Linked DNA regions of Homo sapiens: region 2 is linked to region 1. A link is an interaction called in ENCODE POLR2A ChIA-PET data of the cell type or tissue named here. Cell type or tissue: A673. All regions are shown on one strand. Links, peaks and the distances in the headings refer to the core of each region. The heading gives the core; the rest is flanking DNA.

What was found. ChIA-PET counts read pairs that join two places held together with the same protein. Peaks named below come from ENCODE experiments on the same cell type or tissue, not always from the same donor. Only the 100,000 strongest peaks of a DNase experiment are listed, where the experiment ranks them.
Region 2: POLR2A ChIA-PET joins it to region 1 with 5 read pairs; 3 of 35 experiments call an interaction of 5 or more read pairs at or near these places.

Annotation. Positions count from the first base shown.
Region 1 is chr15:48,541,265-48,549,610 of GRCh38, forward strand. All of the region lies in intron 6 of FBN1 (fibrillin 1), which reads right to left. Among named protein-coding and RNA genes, the nearest start is that of FBN1, 100 kb to the right of the region's middle. In A673, for the core only: no CTCF peak of the experiment used is centred there; no DNase peak of the experiment used is centred there; H3K4me3 peaks cover 1,109 bases; H3K27ac peaks cover 783 bases.
Region 2 is chr15:48,390,385-48,398,730 of GRCh38, forward strand. No RefSeq gene overlaps it. Among named protein-coding and RNA genes, the nearest start is that of DUT-AS1, 63 kb to the left of the region's middle. In A673, for the core only: no CTCF peak of the experiment used is centred there; DNase peaks (open chromatin) are centred at 2,167 and 5,227; H3K27ac peaks cover 689 bases.

The DNA of each region.
Region 1 (8,346 bases), core at 18-8,017:
ATATTTGGCGAATACTTTATGTAGAATAGAAACTATGGACTTAGTACATTTCTGTGCTAGATATTTATCACTATAGACAAAGTTATTTTGGAAACAAATTCAAACTGGCTTATTTGACAGTACAGATTAGCAAGTGGATATAAATGTATTTGTAGATCCATATTTTAAACAAAAATTGCTGATTGTAGAGGGAGAGGCATAATCTGGATGAAATAAAATTGGATCTAAAAATGTCTTGGAAGGTAAATGCTGTATTAACATGGTTTTCAAATGTCATTCCGATTTGGCGGCATGTGCTTTTCGTCCTGTACTTCATTTAGATTGCCAAGGTTATGCTGTTTTTAGTCCAATACTCCAACCGCAGAAAGAAATCTGCCCACACTCCCAATTCCTTACTAATAATCCAATTATTTACAATTATTCCCATAGCACTTACATGATATTAAGCTAAATTTACATACTCTTTTTTTTTTTTTTTTCAGATAGTCTCAGCATTAGACAGGGAGTGTGCTTAACTCAAAGCTTGTGTAACGTCTGACTCATTCCTGGCTTCAGTGTAAATCATTATTCCTAATGCAACTAAAATATAGTATTAGAAATGCTTTCTATTTGCAAATTGCTCTACAATCACTTCCTTATAAGACCTTCATGAACTAGGGCAACAGGCCAAGTCTTTCCAAAATTAAAGTGCGACTCTAATTGTTTTTAACTGGCTTACTCCAGTGTGGCTGGTTCATGGGAAATTCTGCATCTCCATGTTCCCATTCTGAGTGGTTAGCTCAAGGATTGCTCTCCAGTCCCGTTAGATTTGGCCTCAAGGCTTGGGCTCTGACCAACATGTGTCTGCAGCCTCTGATCCTCAGCTCATGCCCAGCTCTGCAGCTCAGAATGCTGTGGTCTACAGCATTATTTCACTTTCATTTGTAATCAGACTTCACCCCGAAGCAAATGCATCGTTTACAGGGAAAGAATATTCTGTGGTACAATGAATTCTCGTCCCTCCTGCCCAGTCACTAAACCACAAACTGCAGGGAAGGCACAAGGATATAATTTTGGGCACTAGGCTCCAATTATTTTAAATCCTTCTTTTCATAAAAATGACAAACAAAAGAATGAGATATCAATTTATCCATGACATAGAGGGTCACAGCACACTTATTTCTCCCAGGTAGGTTGGCCTGGGGAACATTAGGCTCCTAATGTGTGGAATTTCAATACAACTTTCTGAGGAAGGAGTTCAGAGAACTTTTAGTCTAAGGAAAATTAAAGTTAAGAAGTTCCATTATCATAATCAGCCTCCTAACTGCTGTTACTTCTTCTTACTGCAATCATTCTTAACCTTAGGACATAATAGAATCACTTGGGGGAGCTTTTGTAAAATGCTGATGCCTGGGTCCCACCCTGTCCTCCCCCAGTTTTCCCCATGGAACCCGATTCAGTAGATGTGGCATGGGGCCCAGGCATATACGTCTTGCAAAAGCTCCCCAAGATTATTTCTGCCCTCTAGGACTCTAAGATGTGTGTGTGTGTGTGTGTGTGTGTGTGTGTGTGTGTGTGTGTGTGTGTATTTTTTTTCCTTCTTTCTCTTTTCCTTTAATGAAGAGTACTCGTGTGCCATGATTAATTGGAGATCTCTGCAAGATAACAACTACTTATCTGAAAGTCTAACTTTAGGAACATAAGCCAGCCCATAAACTGGCATCACTGCCACTCGACATAACCCAGTATTTCTCAACTAGGACTGACATCCTAATCATGGCAAAATACTATTCATTTCCACAGTGCTGCACTGATTATGAGGCACTTTATTATGTTCTTTACTAATTATATTATAGTTAATTATACTAACTACCAGCTCATCAAAGCAAACAACAAAGTCAAAATTTAGGAAGGTTGATCATCCACTACTGCAGTGTCCTAATAGTTAGTAGAATTCCCATTTCCAGTCTCTTTCCTTCTAGTTTTACAAAGCACACTGATATACATGATCTCATGCCGCTGTCAGGAACTCTCACATCCAACCCCTACCCACTGCTGCAGCTTGTATCTGAGTGGAATTCCAGGGGCATTCTCCAATTGGGGCCCAAATACAAGGCCTATTTAGCATCAGTAACACCAAAAGTCAACTCTTGATTCATTCCAGAATTGCACTATCACGGAGATCGTCTGAAATTCTTCCGGGACTCCTGATTTTATAAAATATAAAGTAGTGCACATTATCTATGAAGTTTCTTGTCAAAAAGTGTCAAGGCTTAATCTAATCAAACTTCCACACCAAACTTCTAGCTGAAAGGGAATATAGGGATAGAGGAACAAGGTAAATTACACCACAAGGAAACAACCAGAAAACTCAGAACATGTGATATTTTCTAAGGCAATTGTCTAGAACTTTTCCAAAAGCAAATTACTTTCTCTTCACCAAAAGAAGTACAGAGATTATTTTAGATTAAAAATCATAATAATCAAAACTCAACTGGATACTGTTTCTAAAAGAGACAATTTCAGAAATCTTATGTGGACTACATACTACATGACACTGCAGAATTGTTGTTTTTCTAGGTGTGATAACGGTATTGTGGTTACATACAAGAATGTCCTTAGTGCTTAGAGGTGACGTCTCATGATGTATGCAACTTAACTTTCAAATAATTCAGCAATGTAAATAAATAATAAATACATATTTTAATATATATTTTACATATTCTATATACACATATATACATACATATGTGTACATACACATAGAGAGCTATTATGTGTATAAAAGTGGGAACAATTATTCAATATAAGTGGAAAGTATATGTGTATACTTTATATTATTCCTTCAACTTTAAGTTTGAAATTTTTTATAATAAAATTTCAGGGGAAAGAAATTCCTTTCAGGCCTACTTTTACTATGCAATGTTGCTTCTCCCATCTTATTTAAGCTACATGGCATTTTTAAAATGACACAATAAGGTTTGAATATACTTTCCAATCCATGCATTTATATAAAATACTGCACACAAGATTACCTATTTAACATGGTCTATACAGTGTTATTAAAAGAATACAACCTTTTGGCAAAATTTACCAAACTGTATTATGCAAAATGTTTACCTTTAACAAACTGCTTCTGAGGTATGGCTTAATTGTAACTAAATGTTTTTAAAAAGCACTTTAGAAATAAACCATATAGGAAAAAAACAAAACCATTTCTACATTAGTATTTTCCCTGATTTTATTTTCTTTATTCCATAAATGAAAAGTATTACCACTATGACTTAAATGTAAATGTCATTCAAAACTGCAGAAACAAGGTGATTTGTTGTACACCTTTTAATCTAACATGCAGACTAAGCAATTCACCAAAATCCAGGCCATAGTTCTGTGGGACCCAATTATGTGTGGCAGCAATTCAACTGCAGCAAATTGTTACCACATTTTATTCTGTTCCATGATGAAGAAAACAGTTAGAAATCTTGTTCAGAGTAAAAGAATATCTCATTTTGAAATAATCATTTACCTGATATTATTTGTTCCTTCACTATAAATCCTACAAGTCATTACTGACTTTCATCTTCCTGTAAAGTTATCTCTACTTTTACTAGAAAAAAAAAGACTGGGAGAATCGGTAAAGTCAAATCATAGTTTGGGTGACATATTTACCATCAAGATAATAAAATCATACAGAATACTTTCATTCTTAATGGTCTGCAAATTCCACTTTAAAGAACCAGTTGGCTCTGATTCATTCCCTTTTAAAACAGCTTGTATGAAATGCCACGTTAAACCAAACACTGAAGTTTGACCACAGAGCATCAGCTATTAAACAGCAAGACAAAAACAATAATATTGTATAACAATTTATTTGTTCTTTTATATTTTTTCAAAGCCATGAAGCATAAAATATTCTCTCCAATCCAAAAACAAGATTAGTAGCCCAAGAGGAAAGGGTCTTATGATTAAATATAAAAATTGTCAGGGGCAACATATTCTTAAATTAACCTGTATATCATAAAAGTACCTTGTAATATTGTTTATTTTCCAAAAATAAGTTCCACAAAAGATGAATTAAGTTCATGAAGAATCCTAATAGAATGTTTTATCATTAAATAATTATTAGAAATGAGATTTTCAGTAGCAAGCCAATTTTAACACTGAATATTGTGTACGTGGAGGGTGAAGGCATATGTTGGTAAAGAGGCAATAAAAATAAATTGATATAAAATATCAATCGATTGCAGTGCACTAATATGAGGTACCCAGAGCAGTCAAATTCATAGACAGCAGTGCAATGATGGTTGCCAGGGATTTAGGGGAGGGAGGAATGGAGAGTTTTAGTTTGGGAACATGAAAAGGTTCTGGAGATGGATGGGGGTGACAAGGTGCACAACAATGTGAATGTACTTAATGCCACCAAACTGTACACAAAGAAGTGGTTAAAATGGTAAATTTTATCTTATGTATACTTTAACACAATAAAAAGAAAATTCTAGCTGGCACAGTGGCTCATGCCTATACCCCCAGCACTTTGGGAGGACGAGGCAGGTGGATCGCTTCAGCCCAGGAGTTCAAGACCAGCTTAGGCAACACAGCAAAACCCCATCTTTACAAAAAATACACAAAAATGTAGCTGGGTGTGATGGTAGGCGCCTGTACTCCCAGCTACTCAAGAGGCTGAGGTGTGAGGATCGCTTGCCGTAGTGAGCCGCGATCACACCACTGCTCTCAAGCCTGGGCAACAGAGTGACACCCTGTATCAAAAAAGAAAGAAAGAAAGAAAGAAATTCCACAACCTAAAATTAAATTAAACACTTTGACTTCAATGCTTTACAGTTGTAAAGGCCTACATTTTACAACTGTAAAACAGAATCATGGGTTTCCTTAATGCATTCGACAAATACTTATTGAGCCACAACCCTGTATCAGTGAATAGCACAACATAAAACCTCTGTTCACATGGAGTTTGCAATCTTGTGGAGGAGGTAGTGAATAAATAGATCAACACATTAAAATAGTTTTAGATTTGAGGTTGTAATTTAGTTACAAATGAAACAAGCATGCTGCTGTCATAGAGAATAATTGGGTACACCTGCCTTGGTAAAAGTTATCAGAAAAGACTTCTTTGAGGAGGTGACATTTAAACTGAGGCCTAAAGGATGAGCACAAGCCAGCTGTGCAACATCTAAGCGCTTTCTAAGTATGGGAGACAGCAAGAACAGTGGCTCTGGGCTGGCAGATAGCCTGGCTTCTCTAGGATTAAAAGAAAGCCGCTGTGACCAGAGCTTTGAGTGCAAAGGGGAAGGGGCATGCCATGAGGTTGGATCCTTTGGCAGGGGCTGGATTATGCAGGACATCTCGGGATATGATGAGGAGTCTGGATCTGGCTCAAAGCTCAATAAAAAGCCACTGAAAATAAAAGCCACTGTTATTTGAGAAGTGTGCTCCTTTAAGGGCTCAGGAGTTGAAATGGAAAGGGTTTCAGGGAGGCTACTGAAGGATTTGAGGTGAAAGTTGGCGAGAGTGGTGGCATAGAAAGGGTGGAAGGCCAGCAGGTAGGGGACGTCCTTGGGCCAAAGAACCAACAGCACGTGTGGATGGATCAGATGGGAAGCGTGAGGGAAACCGGAAGGCTCCCGGGCTTCTGGCTTCCATCACTGAATAAATGGTCATTTGCTGAAACGGGGAAACTAGGGAAGATTAGGCTGTAAATACTAATAATCCGTTAACAAGTTCTTCCCATTCTCACAATAAGGTACCTGGTGTAGAACAGGTAACTTGAATTAGTGAGGCTGTCCCTAAATAAAATCATATTATCTGTAAATCTTAATGCTATCAAAATGAACAAAAACAAAACCTGTGTATAATGTAATTATACCCTGACTTGTGTGTTTTTGCTTTTTTATAAATTTCTTTTCCTTCCCTTCCTTTTTGTGAGCAAGCATTTACTCCTATCATATTCAGACATTTATGTATAAACATTAGGGTTGAGATTCTTACTTCAAACACACTTGGTGAATTTTCACAGAAAACCAAGTATGAAGTACCCACGGCCCAGACCAACAATATGTGATGGAATCCTGGCGTGGTGGGTGGGATTTCCTCCAGAGGAACTCCACTGCCCCTTTCGTAAATGACAGGGCATGGGAATCCAAGACCACTAGCTTTAGCTGCCAGCCCTGAGTTCATTCTACAGGAAATGGAGACACACCACATTCACATTCCATGATAGCATCAATTCTGAGAGATCTGGTGGAAAACTTAAAGCAGGGACAAAAGTTCAGCCATTATTAACCACAGCTGAGAAATGCCTTCTATAAATATGAACTTTCTGTAATATCAAGACAGATAAACGGCAGGGAGATGGTTTTGATACATTGGTTGGCAAATGTTATTTCTAGAATTGGCTTTTTATCAAATATCCATGTGCTAATAGATATGTGGTATATAGGTTGTTTGTATATCTTCTCTCTTTCACACACACACACACACACACACACACACACACACACACACACACACACACACAGTCACAGAAGCATGCTAACATACTATCAAGGTGGCCCTCCTCTTCTCAGAACTTTTCTTTGGAAGAAAATGTCTGATGAATGAAAAATTCCTGAGACTGTTTCCAGCTCAGAGTCTGGCACTGAACTCAGCTGAAGAAAGACAAGTTGGAAGAAAGTACAAGCATTACTCAGAACACGTGAGTGAACCGTGCAAAAGACAGGCATGGGAGCTGAGGGGGTGGGAGAGGCAGCAGCACCAAAACCCGATTATGTAGATTTAATTCATCAACAAGAGAAGATTCCTGACAAAAATCAGTACGTGCTCAGATATCAAATACAACAGATGATCCATATTCTTAGACACCAACAACTAAGGCAGCAGACCCTAGAACTGAGTTTTCACTGTTATTTTATGGTCGTCCATTTTTCAGACCTGCTAAGTGGAGTGAGAACACATCACTAATGGGACAATCACATGGGGTCTCTTGGCAGCTCCACTGGAAACATACAGATTTCGATATTCTGGGCCACTGGTGAGTGACAACTGTTTTATGGCACAGACTAGCAATTATGCAAATATTCATCCTGCTCTTTGGAATTAATAGTTATTTCCCAGACACCCCAGGTACACATGATGTGAAGAGTTAAATCTTAATACTATCCCATGGGCAGATAGGCCACTCTAGTTCTAGCTAAGTGTTGCCCAGTGGAGCCAGTGGCAGAATAGTATATGCCTTAGAAACTTCCATTCTATAGAACTAGAAAAAAGATTTAAAGTTGCTCCTGAGACTATAAGTCCTACAACTACTAAATCATGTACTGTCTGAACACTGACAGGGCACTGTGTTACTCTGTTCCCTCTTACCACTTACTAGAGATTTACATCAGCTTGGCCAGACACTGGGGTTTCATCTAAGGCAGCTAGTTAGATACGTTCGGAAAGTGTATATGGTTAGAAAATAATAAGAGACAGCATTAAAAGTGGTTTAAAATGCCCCAAGAGGGAAGCCAAACACCACAATTTTCTCCAACTGTGGAAGAAAAAACAACTTGAGCCAGATTTTAGCTCTCTGGATGTATTAACAGGTCTATGTTTTATTCCCTTGGATATTTATGAAGCATGTTAACAATAATTAAAATGGAATTTTCCAAACCTTTAAGGGTAAAAGTTAGGAATAGAATATCAATGACCTTGGAAAGTGTTATAATTTAAAATACATCATATTCGCCATCCTGGGATTTCACTACTAATATTTAAAATTCACAACTCCTGCACAAAGCAAGTGTTCTTAGGAACTATGCTCATGCAAATGCTTTCTATTCAAATGTATTTTCAAATTTCTGCAGTAGTTGTACGGCTAAAAGTTAGTGCTGCTGGTCTATGGGCATTCAGATTTCTCTAGTTATGGGTTCTTAACTTGAAGACCACAATTGGGACTTGGTAGGTCTAAAGGTGCCCTGAAACTATACATAAATCACATCTGCAAGTTCGATGAATCTGAACACAATTAAGTGAGCAATCACATATTCTCTTCCAGAAATCTGGAATTGGGATTGACGAGCACTGGTGTTCACCTCTGCAGCTGGCTAGACCTCAGGTGACTTACCTTGGGAGCAGGGAGGCGGCATGTACATGATGCACAGAGCAGTCCACCTGCATGGGGCAGGGATAGAGACCAGCTGGCTCCAGAAAGAGTTGGAGAGAGCATTTGGTTTTTGCTTCCAGCCCTGGGTAAAGCCCTGCTATAGTACCTGCCCTTGGGTTTCTTATAACCTGGGATTTCCTTACAGTAAATCCCCTCTTCTGCTTAAGCTAGTTCCATTACTTGCAACCAATGCACTTGGACTCAATACA
Region 2 (8,346 bases), core at 253-8,252, 150 kb before region 1:
ACTTAAGAAGTTTTTTTTTTTTTTTTTTTTTCTTTTGGTCACTCCTTTGACGCTTATTTACATATATGGCCAAATAAACTAGCTTAAAAAAACAAACAAACCTTTGTTTGTTTGTTTGTTTCAGTAGGAAAGAACATGGCTTCCAGTAACTCTTCAGTTACTTTTAAACAAATACTATCTCTCCGTTCTGGTACAGGGTCCTACTCTTCCTGTCTTGAGTCCTGGCCCTGGCTAGGTGACTGCATCCTGAGATTTGGGGAATGGAAAGAATTTTGGAGACCCTCTATTTTGTATCACAACTAGTAAGGGGTTCCATCCACACCCTCGTCCCTCTCAATTAGGCCTCTGCTTGTACATTCAGGGGTGTCTCTATTTTGTGAGGCTTTTTCCTGGAGGAGATAAACTCATTTTCAAAGTTGGGCAGGGCAGAAAGACTGGATACATTCAAATTCATTTGTTAATTCATGCATTAATTTATTCCTTTGACAAATATTTAATGAGCACCCTTGTGCTAGGCAGGCTTTGTGTTGGCACTGAGGACAGAGATCAACAAAGCAGACGTGTTCTCTGCCTTCCTGGAGGTCCCAATAGGGGTGATAGACATTGACCAAGTAAGTGCAGGGACAACTAATTGCCAACTAATTGCACATTTTGCAATTATGATAAGTGGCATGAAGGACAAGTAGAAAGGATGATAGGGCTAATCATAGGGAGAGATAGCTTAGACTAGGGGGTCAGTTGGAACTATTAACTAACACTCTTTTCATTTTTCTCTTATCACCCAAAGAAAGCCGGGAGTATGAAAGTATGGGTTAGAATTCCTTAAAATAACTACTTATTAGAAAGGGCAAGAAGTATCATAAATGAAACAGTATTGATACAACCTAGAAGTCATTGATAAGGGAATAGTTAACTACTTTATAATATACATTATTCAGCAATATTATTTAGCCTTAAAACTAACTTAGAAAGGAGTTGTTATGGGTTTCAGAAAATTCTTATGCTCTAGCATTGAGAAAAATTGCAAATGCAGCGATTATCTCAAATATACTATATATATACATATGTCTAGCAAATATCTGAAAACCATATCAACATGTTTTCCATTTTTATTTGTATTATTAAGGATGTTACAAGTATGTAGCTAAAACATATTTTTCATGAATACATGTAAAGCAAACATCTGTGTAACCACAGCTAGATCAAGACATAGAACACTGCCACCATCCACAGGCCGCCCTTTCCTCCCTTTCCCCTTGAACAGCTTGTATCATAATTCTGTCTTCTCACCTAAAGGTAAACACTATCCTGATTTTTGTGATAATCATTTTATATATATATATATATATATATATATATATATATATATATATATATATATATACACATACACATACACACACACACACACATAACATTTTAATATACATATATTATGTATATATATATACAGTTTTATCACCTATATGTATTCATAAGTAATGTAAGTTAGTTTAGCTCAATTTCAAACTTAATATATATAGAATTATACTTTCCTTGTGTTTTAACTCAACCTTGTTTGTGGAATTCATCCTTGCCATTGTGTATAGCTGTGGTTAATTAATTTCATTGCTTTGGTGTCCCTAGGTATGAATGAATGTAACACAGTTTATTTATCCATTCTACTATGAGTGGATATTTGAGTAGTCTCCAGCTTGGGCCTTTTACAGATAGTATTGCTGCCAACCTTCTTGTCCATGCACATTGTACACAGTGCATTGAGCCTCTTTACTGTACAAAGCTCAAGTGGACTTGCTGGGTCATAGGAGGTGCTGGTTATTTTCGGTTTCTACCCTTCCGCCCTAATCCATTCTTTGCCTTTCTGTGCCTTGCTCTGTGTTTCTTTATGTACCATATTACTAGAGTACCTTGCCTTCAGCTTTTAGTTAGGTTTGGGCAATGGGAGGTAACAGTGTGAGTTTAGGGGGTGGGAAAAAGAGTTTGGAGCATTCTCTGATTTCCTCTTGGCCTTCCCACAGTTCTGGCAGTGGCCGCACCGCGTTTTCTCTTAGGTTCTAGCTCTTACAAGACTCTGGTAACATTCTTTCCTCCTCTTGTTGTTTCAGGCTTAACAGGCTTTCCCCACTTTCTGTCCCATTATTCTCATTGCCAGTGGCAAGGAGCCAAGAACCTTCTTGTCTCTGCAGCATAGAACAGAGACAGAGCCTCCTGCCCAGCCTTCCAGGAAGCCCGAGTTCTCATCTTAATTCCCATACCCTGTTTCTCTGGGTTCAGGCTAAGGTTACTTCTCTGTTCACTAAAGCTGCATTTATTTTCTGGGTTTTTCTCTGATCCACTTCCAGAGACTATGACTCCAAGAGCAAAGCAGTCTGTTCACGAAATAGATCATTCCCTCTCAGTGCCCAGATTCTGTTGACCTAATAATCAATCAGGCCTTCTCATCTCCTTTCTCTCTTCCGTCAACTTCTGCTTCCCACACAAACGGTCCTGGTACTCCTGTAGCTGCTCTTCGCCCTCTCCGGGGATGTTCGGGTCTCCTGTGGATCTAGACAGGCATTAGTGGTGAATGCAGGTTTGGCGTCAGAGTGCCTGGGCTCAAATCCCTGTCCTGCTATTTATTAGCTGTGAACCCTTGAAGAGGGTACCACTCAATTTCTAGTAGGGCTTCTTTCTAGTCTGTAAAATGGTGATAATGTAAGAATAAAATGAATTACTCATATAAACTTCTTAATTGTGTCTGGTACCTGGTACATTCTTAATAAATGTTAGCTATAATTGTGGTTATTATCTGATACTTATATAAAAACCCATCATGTCATAAAAGCCTTCTGTCATGAAAAAGATATATATATATATATATATATATTTAGGTTCATGTAGTAGTAAAGTGTTTACTCCTCGAAAAAGCCCAAAGGCAAGCAGATATATGAGAAAAAGCATTGTCATATAAACTGCTTTATATCATGATGACCAATCCTCTCTTCCAACACTTCTCAAACCCAAATCCTTTAGGGTCTAATTTGGAAGTGGAGAGGGCAGAGGTGCATGGAAACAGAAGCGGCGCTGGTGGGGTGCTGTGTTTCATGCCTAGGTTATGGTGCACGACAGACACCACACACTGGAAAGTAGAAGCTTACCAGAGGAGATGGCAATTACAAACGCCCTCAGGAATTCATAGAAACCAGGGGGAGAGTTTTACATTTCCACAGGCTGGTGGGGTTGGGGTAGGGGGTGATGATAGAATTCAAGCCCATCTTACTCTGATCTAAGGGGCAAAGACACCCCATCTGAGTTATTCAAGTAGAGCCCAGAATGGATCACTGGCACCATCTCCCCCAGTTGTTGACAGTTGAGCAAGGAGCCGGGCGTTCTCCCCTCCCCTCCTCCTGCTGTGCTCTGTCTTGGCCGCCTTCCTTATGGATAGGCCATATGGGCCGTTTTGGAGCCTGTGTTTGCTTTGGCTTGGTGGTTCGCAGCTTACTTCCTGTTAACATTCCTCCACCTCTCACCCCACATTATGGGTCTCTCTCTCAGAGCCACCTGCTCTTTCTGTTCTCTGTGCCCATAACCTCAGCTCTCTGATTTCTCCATTCATTGCTTGGCTCTTAACTGGGACTCAAATCTCACTTCTGTTTAAGTATTTTCCATGCCAGCTTCTTGTTTGGACCAGATAGTGTTTCACCATGATGGGCCTTTATTAGGAGACAAAGGGGTGATCGGGGTGGTACCGGAAAAGGCAAGTTCATGTATCCAAATGACTGTCAAGTGAGACCAGAAAAAGCCCTTCTTCCCATGAGTTTTTGTCCAAAAAGCATCAGACCTAGTATAGAGGCGATTATGGCCAAAAAGGCGAGCGCTGAGTTTGAGGCCAAAAAAAACAGCCTAGGAGTGGAGGGAGGCACAAAACTGGCACACGTGCCTGTAGATTCTCTCACATTTACCCTCCTGGGTCTCCTTAACCCAGGCCCTTGGCCTAGTAAGAGTGCCAGGCCAGGCCACAGTCCAAGGCCAACATGTGTACGAAACTACCACACCCCGCATGTGGCATGACTTGTTCTGGCTACTCACAAACGACTCGATGTTCATCTCCTCTAGTGGAGTTCAGATAAGGCCTTTCAGCTTGGCTGTCTCCATCTGGTTCTTCCCATTGAGCCCAGGTCCAGTGGCTCCACAGAGAAACACCTTAACCTGCCTCAAGAACCTCTTCCCTTGACTTCAACTCAGGTGGATGTCCCAGCCAAGAATGCTTTGGCAGGATGAAACCGTGCTGTGAAGAGCGTGTTCAGGGTGTGGGTTTAAGTCTCACTTCAACCAGGTCTTAGCTGTGTGACCTTGAGCAAGTCCCTTCACATCATTCTACCTGTTTCCTCTTTTGTGAGATGGAGCTAATTATGCAAAGAGGTGTGAGAATTCAAAAAGATCACCCACGAATAATAAGGTGGGACAATTCCCTGAAAAGCACACCAGGCCTACTGAGACAGGAAATAGGCTTGGTGTTGTGTATGGAGAGGTAGACCTTCTTTGCCATTTAGGGGATGAGATCCATAGCACAGTAGGAAGTATGGTGGGTAGCTGAGTCTGGAAAACAACTGTGTGTGTGAATGCAGAGGACTGCATATAAAGTGCCAGAGCTGTGCCTGGCACTTGTTGTTTGCCAGCCAAGGGTCCCTGAGTTGAGAACACACACACCAAGGACAGTGGAGAAGAGCAGATGCCATCCTTACATGTGCAGTGTTTTTGGCCTTGCTCCCATTCTGAAAGTGCCTGTCTGAAGGGATCTGGCTCCTGGAATGGGCAGGGGTTTTTGTCATCTGTTTCGCTGGGAGGAAGTCCACAGTCAGGGATTTTGTAGAATCTTAATGGTGACCGCCAGGCAGTGGCAACTATAGCCAAAAACAATGAGGCTCCTTGGTACACTAAGGAAGGCTTCGGGTTTAATGCCTTAGGGCAATACTCATCTGGACCGACTTTTTAGACTGAAGAAGCCTTCCTGGGGTCTTGGGGTTTTTACATAGACATAACAGGGGTGCCAAGGCATTTAGTGTACACATTTGAAAGATTGTGACTGCATTTTTATCCCAAGCTTATGAAGCAGCTACATTTGTGAAGTGGTTAGCAGGCTGCCTGGCATATTTTAAGGGTTTCATAAATGATGCTCATTATTATTAAGCACGCGTGTCACAGCAGCCAGAGCACTGAGCAGCGCTCCTTGGCAGCTGCAGCTCCCCAAGGGGAGGGCGGTGCCTTACAAGTTGGGAGAAGACAGTGGAATCATTAAGCAGCTGACACATACCCAGTCACTCCAAGGAATCTCCCATCCCTGTTCAGAAGTCTGACCCAATTTGCTCAGCTTTTCTCCTGAGACTCTCTTGTTCCAGCCACAAATCTGAGCTGGGAGCACCCTTCCTCTTAGCCACCTGTGACTGGGAGGCAGCGGGGGTGGCCCAGAGCTCACCCTAGTTGGGAGACTTGAGCAGTAGCTCCTCTCCTCCAGCATTCCCTGGTGGGGGTGTGGAAGGCTGTGAGTAAGGGAAGAGAGAGGGTGTGGGGCACCTCACATGGTCAGGGAGGGCTCCCCTCCCTTGGAACTCACAGCAGCCAGGTCATGGGCTCACTGGGGTTGTTTATCATCCTCAGTCTTGGGGAGAACAGGCTCACATGACAGCGCTTTGCAAATCGGTAAGTTTTTTTCCAAACATACAAAAACCTAGGCCTGGGGTTTAGGACTTCTAGAACTTCAGAGCACACGGTCCTGTGTCATGACTCTCAAACGGGGACACACATCACTTAAGTCAAGTGGAGGTGGAGCTGTCACGTTAGTCACTGCAGTTTGCAAGGCTTGGGTGCCAGATTCTTGTCAGATACCTCTCTGTATCCCTATGGAAACCAGAAGAATGGAGAGTGACTTGTGATGGGCTGTCCCAGGCATTGAGTCTCACAGAATCAGAGAGCTGGGAGCACAGGGGGTATGGGAGTGGGAACAGAGGAGGGAGATGGGGGGCAGGCAGATGTGGGAGGTCACCCAGGACAGCTTTCAGGCAGAGCAGTATCATCTGCCTTTTACAGATGTGGCAACTGAGGCAAAAAAAGACTCACTGGCTTCCCAGACCCACCACGACCCACTGCCTCTTCCTGCTGCCGCGCCAGATATCCTCCTTTTTTCATGAAAGCAACTGAGTTCATGGTGTTCCTGTGAACTTAGCAATTGTAGAATGTGGTTTTGCCTGGTGGCTGGAAAAGATCAGGAACCTATATAAGAAGTAAACCCTTTTCAACTTGTACAAGTCCAGAAGGATAAAGGGAGGTACAATCTAATGTGGCAGGAAGAGGCGTTGGGCCCATGGTGGGTCAGGGCGAGTGATTTCTGTGGGGGTCCAGAAAGGTTCCTGGCAAGAATAAGGAAACCAAGCGAGGTTCCCCAGCTGCAGAGGCTAATGTGCTCTCCACCTCAGCCTGTCCTATGCACCACCAGCTCATACTCCCTTCACCTTCTTTTTTTGTTTGTTTTTATTTAAAAAAAAAACAACTGTTGGTGGGACTGTAAACTAGTTCAACCATTGTGGAAGTCAGTGTGGCGATTCCTCAGGGATCTAGAACTAGAAATACCATTTGACCCAGCCATCTCATTACTGGGCATATACCCAAAGGACTATAAATCATGCTGCTATAAAGACACATGCACACGTATGTTTATTGCGGCACTATTCACAATAGCAAAGACTTGGAACCAACCCAAATGTCCAACAATGATAGACTGGATTAAGAAAATGTGGCACATATACACCATGGAATACTATGCAGCCATAAAAAATGATGAGTTCATGTCCTTTGTAGGGACATGGATGAAATTGGAAATCATCATTCTCAGTAAACTATCGCAAGAACAAAAACCAAACACTGCATATTCTCACTCATAGGTGGGAATTGAACAATGAGAACACATGGACACAGGAAGGGGAACATCACACTCTGGGGACTGTTGTGGGGTGGGGGGAGGGGGGAGGGATAGCTTTAGGAGATATACCTAATGCTAAATGATGAGTTAATGGGTGCAGCACACCAGCATGGCACATGTATACATATGTAACTAACCTGCACATTGTGCACATGTACCCTAAAACTTAAAGTATAATAAAATAAAATAAAACAAAGTTTTTAAACATGCTCTTTAACTTTTAGTTTTCCTTGATCACTATAACTCCATCTCCTCAGTGTTCATTTTTAGGGGACTAGGTAAAGGTGGAAAAACTAAGACCAGGAGAGAAGTGACTTTCCCCAGGCCACTGGGCAGTAGAGCAGGGGCAGGCCCTCTTAACTCATGCATTGCTTCCTTCCACTTTCTGAGCCACCACATTGTGAGATGCCGCCCTGTGTGGACTCGCACAGGATTTCATTCTTTCCACAAAGGATTGAGACAGACACAGCCCCTGCACTCATGCCTGAATGTGCAATGGGATAGGTGGGCATTGGCCAAGTGACTGTAAATGAGCAATGCAAAAGAGAGTTCAGAGACTTTCTGAATTGTTCCACCACCCCAGTCTCTGGGCTTCCCAGACATATCCTGTGCACTCCTGCTGGATTACTCCTCCGAATGTTCCCAAAGCTGCCCGCTGTATTCCAAATTACTCTAGACAGGCATTCTGGCCCCTCTACGACCACACCTCCTAACCTACTTCCTTTACACACGGTGCCTGCCAGCTGGCCTGTGGCCCACTGCACTGCCCTTACTCGGGATATCCTCTCTCTGAAAAAGCCCAGCCTGGCTGTCTGATCTCCAAGAAGCTTTCCCCAACACCTCTGATGGCAAGGATCTTTCAGCACCTCCATTACATACCCCCCATACTAAATTTTAGGAATTCGTTTTGTGGAAAATACATGTAATGCGATTCAAGAAATTTACAACTCCCTTCAGGTAATGAAAAGCCCAATAGTAGACAAAATGAAACTGGAAGACCTTGAACTAGCCATCTCTCAGCACATTTTTTCTTTTTTTTTTTTTTTTTTTGAGACAGGGTCTTCCTCCATCCCCCCGGCTGGAGTGTAGTGCTGTGATCATAGTTCACTGCAGGCTCAAACTCATGGGCTCAAGCAATCCTCCTACCTCACCCATCCAAATAAGTGGGACTACAGGCCTGCACCACAACATTTAGCTATTTTTTAATTTTTTTGTAGAGATGGGGGGTCTCACTATGTCGCCCAGGCTGGTCTCAAGCTCCTGGCTTCAAGTGATCCTCCTGCCTCAGCCTCCCAAAGTGCTAGGATTCCAGGCATGAGCCACTTGCGCCTGGCCACTCTCAGCACATTTTTCTAAAGCCCACTCTTACCCATAGACCACTCACAACACAT